2 separate regions of the Homo sapiens genome follow, and region 1 is linked to region 2. A link is an interaction called in ENCODE POLR2A ChIA-PET data of the cell type or tissue named here. Cell type or tissue: CD4-positive, alpha-beta T cell. All regions are shown on one strand. Each heading gives the region's core, and the rest is flanking DNA. Links, peaks and the distances in the headings are about the cores only. Region 1 overlaps PSMD5 (proteasome 26S subunit, non-ATPase 5). Region 2 has its middle 14 kb from the start of PHF19.

What was found. Peaks named below come from ENCODE experiments on the same cell type or tissue, not always from the same donor. Only the 100,000 strongest peaks of a DNase experiment are listed, where the experiment ranks them.
Region 1: POLR2A ChIA-PET joins it to region 2 with 5 read pairs; 12 of 35 experiments call an interaction of 5 or more read pairs at or near these places.

The regions. Positions count from the first base shown.
Region 1 is chr9:120,828,255-120,832,647 of GRCh38, reverse strand. It overlaps PSMD5 (proteasome 26S subunit, non-ATPase 5), which reads left to right. Exons shown (of 10, transcript NM_005047.4): 3 at 703-816; 4 at 1,189-1,317; 5 at 3,440-3,549. Among named protein-coding and RNA genes, the nearest start is that of PSMD5, 12 kb to the left of the region's middle. In CD4-positive, alpha-beta T cell, for the core only: no CTCF peak of the experiment used is centred there; no DNase peak of the experiment used is centred there.
Region 2 is chr9:120,888,911-120,893,303 of GRCh38, reverse strand. It overlaps a transcript of PHF19 not described here. Among named protein-coding and RNA genes, the nearest start is that of PHF19, 14 kb to the right of the region's middle. RefSeq lists an enhancer at 464-683. In CD4-positive, alpha-beta T cell, for the core only: a CTCF peak has its summit at 3,330; DNase peaks (open chromatin) are centred at 393, 1,023, 1,563 and 2,643; H3K4me3 peaks cover 971 bases; H3K27ac peaks cover 3,833 bases.

The sequences.
Region 1 (4,393 bases), core at 100-4,099, 61 kb after region 2:
AAGGCAGGCGGATCACCTGAGGTCAGGAGTTCAAGACCAGCCTGGCCAACATGGTGAAACCCTGTCTCTACACAAATACAGAAATTAGCTGGGCATGATGGCAGGTGCCTGTAATCCCAGCTACTCAGGAGCCTGAGGTGGGAGAATCGTTTGAACCCAGGAGGCAGAGGTTGTAGTGAGCTGAGATCGCGCCACTGCACTCCAGCCTGGGCGAAAGAGTGAGACTCCATCTCAAAAAAAAAAAAAAAAAAAAAGGTTGGGGGAAAGGGGGAAGATATCAGTTTATTCACTGGCCATTTATATGCCAGACACTGTAGCAGGTGCTTTGCCTGTTCGGTCTCATTTAATCTTCGTAACTATCCTGGAATTAAATATTGTGTTCCCATTTTACGGATAAGAAATGGGGCTAAAATTTGTGCAAGGTCAGTGTAGCTAAACATAGAGCTGGGTTTGTATTGTTTTCACTCACTGAACTATCTTACCTCTTTACCCACTTTCTTTTTTCTTTCCTTTCAAAGATGTGACTATACCATATGTGTGTTTGACTGAATGAATTTAGGTCATTTTGATTTTTTAATGAATTGATATATAGCTGTGATCACTAACTCCTAAAATAACTGTGCACTAAGGAAATTGGACCATCGTGTGTTTACCGTATGTTGCCCTACTTTAGAAGAGTGTTTCTGATTGTTTTTCTTTCAGATTGGAAGAATTGTTGAAAATTCTGATGCTGTTACTGAGATTCTAAATAATGCTGAATTACTAAAACAAATTGTTTATTGCATTGGTGGAGAGAATCTATCTGTAGCAAAAGCGGTGAGTCTACTAGAATCATTGACTTAAATGTGCAGAGACATCGGTGTCCCAAAAGATAAAGAAAGGCCTTCTGAATTGAGAGGTGAAGGTTTAGAATGGATGATTTGCGTAATGGAATTTACAACTTCATATGGATTGTGTAAAATAAATGGTTGTCAAGTAAATACTAGTAAACCCCTTTCATTTTCTAGGATATACATATCTACAGTATCCATCATAATTCTATGGGGGATACCTTGCGTCTTTTCCAATTATAAATAATAGCTAAAACATGGGCAAGGTGCATTCCATGCACTATTTTTACATCACTCTTATGAAGTAGATAATAACCTGCATTTTGGGAATGTAAGAGATATTTTCTTTCGTTATAAGGCTATCAAATCCCTGTCAAGAATATCACTAACCCAAGCTGGACTGGAGGCTTTATTTGAAAGCAATCTGCTGGATGATTTGAAAAGTGTAATGAAAACAAATGACATTGTTCGATACAGGGTGTATGAGGTAAGATAAAAAGCACACTTTCTCATGCTTACAAAGCAGAATGCAGTTTGGCTTATGCTGAAAAGCAAGATGGCTCATTAAGTATATAATCTGTGTTTGGCCCTACAGTAGGTGCTGGGAATATAAGGATGCATTCCCAGCCTAGTATGTGAGACAGTCATAAAAAATACTTACAGCCCAGCTCTATGGGAGGCAAGGGCAGGAGGACCCCTTGAGGCCAGGAGTTTCAGACCAGCCTGGGCAACATAGTGAGACCCCATCTCTACAACGATTTTAAAAATTAGCTGTGCATGGTGGTATGTGCATGTCGTCCCAGCTACTCAGGAGGTTGAAGTGGGAGGATCAACTGAGCCCAGAAAGTTGAAGCAGCAGTGAGCCGTGGTTGCACTACTGCACTCCAGCCTGGCCAACAGAGCAAGACCCTTTTTATATATATATATATATTTACAGTGCAATATAATTACTATGATAGAGAAGATATTGAAACCAGACTTGAAAAAATTTGTAGTAGTAATAAGAAATGGCCCTTATTTGTACCAGCTTTGTACTAAGCACTATGCTAAAATACTCACATATATTATCTTTAATTCTTACAGTAAACTTTGTATGTTGTTATCATTAACCTCATATTGATGGAGCAATTGATCCAAGACCACACAGTTAATAGGGTGCATGTTTGAAATAGAATCCTCTATAGTCTAATTCCATCTTCAGAACACTTTCTTACTTTGCATGTCATGATACCATACTATGCTGCTTTTCCTTCTACCTCTCAGTTTCTTCTCAGCCTCCTGGCTCATTATCCTCCGTTGAATCTTTAATTGTTGGAGTTGATGAAAACAGAGTTCCAAGCCCTGCTTTCACGGTACTCTACTCATTCCTAGGCAGTTTTACTCACTTATGATTTCACTTCCCATCAGTGATGATGCCTCTCAGATGTAAACTTCCAACTGAGACCTTTCTTCTGAGCTCGAACCTTCATGCTCAACTGCTTACTCACTCTTGGCCCCTTGGGTATATTCTAGGCCACTCAAACTCATGCTGAAATCAAATTCCTGATCTTCCTTATCCACCCTATCCCCCTAATAAAAAATAAGACAACAAACTGGCTGTGTCTCACAGTCTGCTTAGTTGGGTATTAGACCTTGGCTCATTCTGAGGCCTGTTTTCCTTGCCACATATCCATTCGGTCATCATATTTTGTTGATTTTATTTAAACCCCTGCATTTCTCTTCATTAGTACAGCTTCTACCACCCTAGACTAACTTACTGGTGTCACTCACCTGGGCTACTATATTTGCATCCAAACTGGTCTCCACTCATCCATTTTTATCATCCCTAGTCTATCTTCTCATGCAGTCAGAATGGTCTTTTAAAAGTCCAAATCTGATTGTGTCATTTCTCTGCTTAAAACCCTTCAGTGTCTTCCTATATCTCTCAGTAAGACCTCAGAACATACTTGCTGAATGAGTGAGTGAATGACTGACTGACTGACTGACAGGATGCCTGAATGAGTGAATGGTTTTATAATCTGTTTGTTGTGGCTGATTCAGGCTTTTGTACCCTGATTGATGATTGCTTGGGCGGGAAAGTGCTGATACACCTAGATATAATGGAACATTTCTGTGCCAAGGTGGCAGGGCATGGTGGCTCATGCCTGTAATCTCAACACTTCAGGAGGCCAGGGCGGGCAGATCACTTGAGGGCAGGAGTTCAAGACAAGCCTGGCCAACATAGCAAAACCCCATCGCTACTAAAAATACAAAACAATTAGCCAGGTGTGGTGGTGCATGCCTGTAATCCCAGCTACTGGGGAGGCTGAGGCACGAGAATCGCTTGAACTCAAGAGGCAGAGGTTGCAGTGAGCTGAGATCACGCCACTGCACTCCAGCCTAGGTGACAGAGTGAGACTCTGTCTCAAAAATAATAATAATAATAATCTGTGCCAAAGTAATTTCTTATGCGTTCACTGAAGTTTTTCTACTTAAAGAGACAAATAATGGATTTTTTAAAACTCATTTATAAAAAGTACCTAGTCCTACATTTAACTTAAAATGAGATCTATCAGGCGTAGGGCTGATTTGACCTTTTTCTTTTTTCTGTGTTTTTTTTTTTATTTCAGCTAATTATAGAGATTTCTTCCGTGTCACCAGAATCTTTAAACTACTGTACCACAAGTGGATTGGTAACCCAGCTCCTGAGAGAGCTGACTGGTGAGGATGTGTTGGTCAGGTGTGTTGACTGAGTTCTTAAAGTGAAATATCCTCTTTTGAAGGGCTGGGAAACAACCTTGGGACATCTGTGATTTTCTCTATTAGAGACTTTGCCCAGGTTGCAATCTCATGACTGATGTGTGTCCTGAAGGAGGGATCTTTAGAAAATTGTTCAAGTTACATCGTGACAACATACTGGAACTTGGGAAAGCCCCACATGACAATTCAGCTACTTTCAAGTGACTCTGTTCCATGTCCCTAGGCCTGTGTGCTCTTAAAAAGTTGCAATCATGTGGTAACTGCCATTTTGAATTACTAATATTTTATCATATTCATTTATTTTGGCATTGTTAAATAGCAACACTATGGCATGATAGAAAAAACATGGGCTAGGCCGGGTGCGGTGGCTCACGCCTGTAATCCCAGCACTTTGGGAGGCTGAGGTGGGCGATTCATGAGGTCAGGAGTTCAAGACCAGCCTGGCCAACATAGTGAAACCCTGTCCCTACTAAAAATACAAAAATTAGCTGGGTATGGTGGCATGTGCCTATATTCCCAGCTACTCAGGAGGCTGAGGAAGGAGAATTGCTTGAACCTGGGAGGTGGAGGTTGCACCACTGTACTCCAGCCTGGGCAACAGAGTAAGACTCTGTCTCAAAAAAAAAAAAAAAAAAGAATATGAGCTTTTCAAAATGAGGAAGACTTGGCTTGCATGCCTCTCTACTATTTATTAGCTGTTTGGCCTTGGACAGATAATTATAAGCTTTCTACATCTCAGTTTCCTCATCTCTCAGAACAGTAACTAAAAAAGATATTGTGCCAGGTGCAGTGGCTCACAGCCTGTAATCCCAGCACTTTGGGAG
Region 2 (4,393 bases), core at 232-4,231:
CTCCCCATTTTATTGACCCAGTGAATCCATGTGGTTTCTCTGTCACACTCTAGCTGGCTTGAGCAAAGGGAGAGCGTCCTCACTCATGTTGCACACATTACTGCCTTTACTAAGTCATTTAACAATGACATTCATAGATGAGGGTATTTCTGGTGTTGAAATAATCACAGCTGCCACTTATTAAGTGCCTGTTACATGCTAGGCACTTTACATCATCTTACTCAATCCTCCCAGCAACTCTGATAAGGTGGCACTGAGATTGTCCCCATTGTACAGACGAGGAAACTGAGGCTAAGAGAGGTTAGTCAGCTTGGCTAAGGTCCCAGTCGCTAGGAAATGGCAGGGCTATTGTCTTTCCATCTCTAAACTGCTGCTTTCCACTCTACCATCCTGCCCTCATTTCCTGAACACCTGCTCTGTGCAAGGCCCTGTGTGCAACCACAAAATGAATCATTCAAGTAGTCATGTATTCAATAACCCTTTTTTTCAGCACTTACTATTTTTATGGGCTTATTTATTTATAGCATGCCTTATTTCAGAAAGCACTTAACTTCTTTATTTGATATACAAGCATAAAATTTTACAGGAGTGGTCATGTGACAAGCATCAAACGAAAAACAGAAGTTGGAAAGGTCAGAAGCACCCAGGAATGACAGGTATACAAGTGTGGACCTTGAGGTCCTATATGCCATGGGGACAGGCCACAAATTGCCCTCTGACCTTTCTAGCAGCTAAAACTTGATCCCACGCAATTCAGTGTCCATAAGACACTGGCACACCATTGCTGAGGCAAATCAAAACTCTATTAGGCCCTGAGACCTGAGAGGTATTTTTTTAGAGAGTTGGCATGAAGAGAACACTGTTAAACGTGAGGAACAATGTCCCCAAACAGCCTCCCAATTGCACGTACGGCACAAGTCTCAGGGGCCGTTTCCTGTACCCGCTCCCCACCGCCTCCCCACTCCTACTCCGTGCTGGCCCAAGTCCCATAGCAGGAAAACAGCTCAAAAAAGAGAGAGCCGAGACAAGGCCAGGCAAGCACACCACCCTCTAGCTTCATCCACGTGTGGGGTTTGCCGCAAACATTGGTAATAGATGCTAAATTCAGGTCCCAGGTAAGTTTTGTTTGGTCTGAGCTGTGTACTTAAATGGCTTGAATTAGTTGTCAGCTTTAAACAAGTTTCACCTTTTTAAAAATTCAGATTTTTGGCATTCTCTTTTTAAAAAAGAGGGACTTGACAACATGGGGCCCACATTCCCAAAGGACAAGAATTTGCTAGAGCCAGTCGTTTTCCAGTCCCCGCATGGTCCCCTGGAGGCCTTTCTTTGCTTTGAACTTTCCTACCTGGCTCTGCAAGGCGTCAGGGGTTTGCAGCCTGTTTTAGGATGTTTTGAGCCCTGGCACATTTGTGTGCAGAAGGATCACCAGGAGACTTGTTTATAGCACAGGGTCCCTGGTCTGGCTCCTTGGATTTGGGGTGGGGCTCAGACAGGCATCCTTCTACCAGGTGACTGTGATGCTTCCGTCTCTCCTAACAAGCACGGAAGACTGGGTGGGGCCTGTGGGGGACTATACAGCTGCTCAATGCTACTGACTCAGATAAACAGATGACTAGTTTTCTTTCAACACAACAAATATGGCAAATATAGTGGGGTTCCGAGTTCAAGGTTATACTCCCCGAGGTGCCTGGAGTGCAGCTCCTCTAAGTGGCTGGGTGGGTCTTGAGTCGTGTGCTGTAAATTATGGTGGCGCTCCACCTGGGCTGCACCTTGAACCACCCGGGGAGCTTTTCAACCCACACTCTTCACCCCATGCCTAGGCCACATCCAGGCCAATCAAACCAGAGTCTCTGAAGATAAGAACACAGGCATCAGCATGTTAAGGTTCCCGGGGTGATCCCAAAGTACGGCAGGTGTGCGGGCTTAAGATTGAGCAAGGTTCTCTAGGCCAATACCTTCTCTAGATATTGACTGTAGCTGGACCAAGTTCCTCAGAGAGGGGAGGGGAGGGAAGGAGAGGAGAAGAAGGGGAAAGGAGGGGAGAGGAGGGGAGAGAAGGGAAGAGGGCGGGAGAGGCAGATGAGTAAATGGATCCTTACACTAACTGTGATGAGCAGAAACCCAGGCGCTCTGGGGCATGAGCAGGGATACCTAACCCAGCCCTGGGGGCTCAATCTCTCCCCACCCCTGCAGGAGAGGCTTGGGGTGAGTTTTGGGAATAAGGACCATCCAGCCACATGACGAAGGGGAAGGAAAATCCCCATCAAGGCAAAAACACAGTCCAAGGCTCTGAGGCCCAAATTCCGGGGAGAGGGGTGAAGGTTGTTTGTCGCACCTGGGTTAAAGGGTGGGGGTGGAGAGTAGGAGAAGAGGCTACACAGGTGAGAAGGTGTCAGATCACAAAGGGCCTTGTATGCCAAACTAAGAAGACTGAACTTGACCATGAAGTTAGGCAGACCCTCTGGAGAGTTTTAAAGCAAGGAGTCGTGTGGATGAACAAACCTGTGATGGGCTGGGGTTACCAAGGAGGGCTTCCTGGAGGAGGTCAGACTTGAGCTGAGGGAAGGATAGGATTTGGAGAGCTGACATTCTGATGAGCGGCTTCGGTTAAAGCTCACAAAAACCCTTCCCTCCCCCATGCCCTTTGAAATCATTTGAATCAAAGATTGCGTGTGTTAAAGACATGTTTGTCTGTTATCTGAAAGCTGTGGTTTCTCTTTAACAGATTCAGGGCCTCATCCTTTGACTCGGAACCAGGAAGGAATTAGGAGCGAGTCCTCCTGCCCAGAGAGCTAATTACTGAAATTCAGTGGCCTCACCAGGGCGAGTGGCGTCACCGGCCTGCATCCCCCAACAGCTCCTAATTTCTAACTGGTCAAAGTTAGACATTTCAGTACATTTTTATGGGCTGCCCAAAGCCAGCTGGAAGCTTTTTTTCCATAAACTCTCCCTGAGACAAGTAGCCAGGTTTCACATATTAAAATGAAAACGTCAAAAGCGTTAACAGGAAAAAAAAAAAAAAAAAAAAAAGCAGGCTCATTTGTGAGGCCTCAGCTCACAAAACCTGAATCAGGGTCCAACAGCATCTGCCTGTTTTTATTCTGCAAAGCTGAGATCAAGTTAAAAGGATGATGATAATCACTTGTTTATCTATTCACTCAGCAAACACTTATGGGACATTTACTGGGTGCCAGGTCTTGAACTGGGCACTGAGATGAGAAGCTGCCTGAGGCATGATGGTCCCATCCCACTGCCCTCCAGGGCTCAAAATACTTTATAGTTTACAAAGTGTTTTCACATGCAATTTTGTGAGCTGTGGGTGCCATTATTATCCACATTGCTTAATACATGGCAGAACCTGACCTTAGGTTGTCCAAGTCCAGATTCTAAGTCCAAGTCCAGTCCAGATCCTAGAGCCTGTCCACTCTTTCCTTCCTTCCTCTCTTTCTTTCTTGTTAGTTCTTTCTTTTTCTTTTTCTCTTTTTTCTTTCTCTTTCTTTCTTTCTTCCTTTCTTCTTTCTCTTTTCTTTCTTTCTCTCTCTCTCTCTTTCTTTTTTTCAAGACAGGGTCTTGCTCTGTCACCCAGGCCAGAGTGCAGTGGCACAATCATGGCTCACTGAAGGCAGCCTCAACCTCCCAGGCTCAATTGATCCTCCCAACTCAGCCTCCTGAGTAGCTGGGACTACAGGCGCCTGCCACCACACCAGGCTAATTTTTTAATTTTTCGTAGAGGCAGGGTTTCGCCATGTGGCCCAGGCTGGCCTTGAACTCCCAGGCTCAAAGGATCTTCCTACCTCGGCTTCCCAATTCCTGTGCTGGAATTACAGGCATGAGTCACTGCGCCCAGGCTACCTTGGTCCTTTTTTTTTTTTTTTTTTGAGATGGAGACTTGCTCTGTCGCCCAGGCCAGAGTACAATGGCATGATCTCAGCTCACTGCAACCTCCGCCTCCCAGGTTCAAGTGATTCTTCTGCCTCAGCTTCCCGAGTAGCAGGGACTACAGGCGCCTGCCACCATGCCCAGCTAATTTTTGTATTTTTAATGGAGACGAGATTTCACCATGTTGGCAAGGCTGGTCTCAAACTCCTGACCTCGTGATCCGCCCGCCTCAGCCTCCTAAAGTGCTGGGATTACAAGCGTGTGCCATCGCGCCTGGCCTCATCTGTTATTGGCCTAAGGTGGGCAATAGCTCCAAGAGGTTTAGCTGTCACTTATGATCTGTCCAGCATCCACCCCCACCTTAAAATTCTGGTTCCTTTTTGGAGGAGCTCCCCATTTTGAGGAAGGATAAAACTAGCACCCACCTCCCAAGGCCACCATCACTGTGAAATCCTAGTGGAGCTAAATCCTTCCATGGCATCTTATCCTGCCTGGCTAGTGGACAGGCACATGG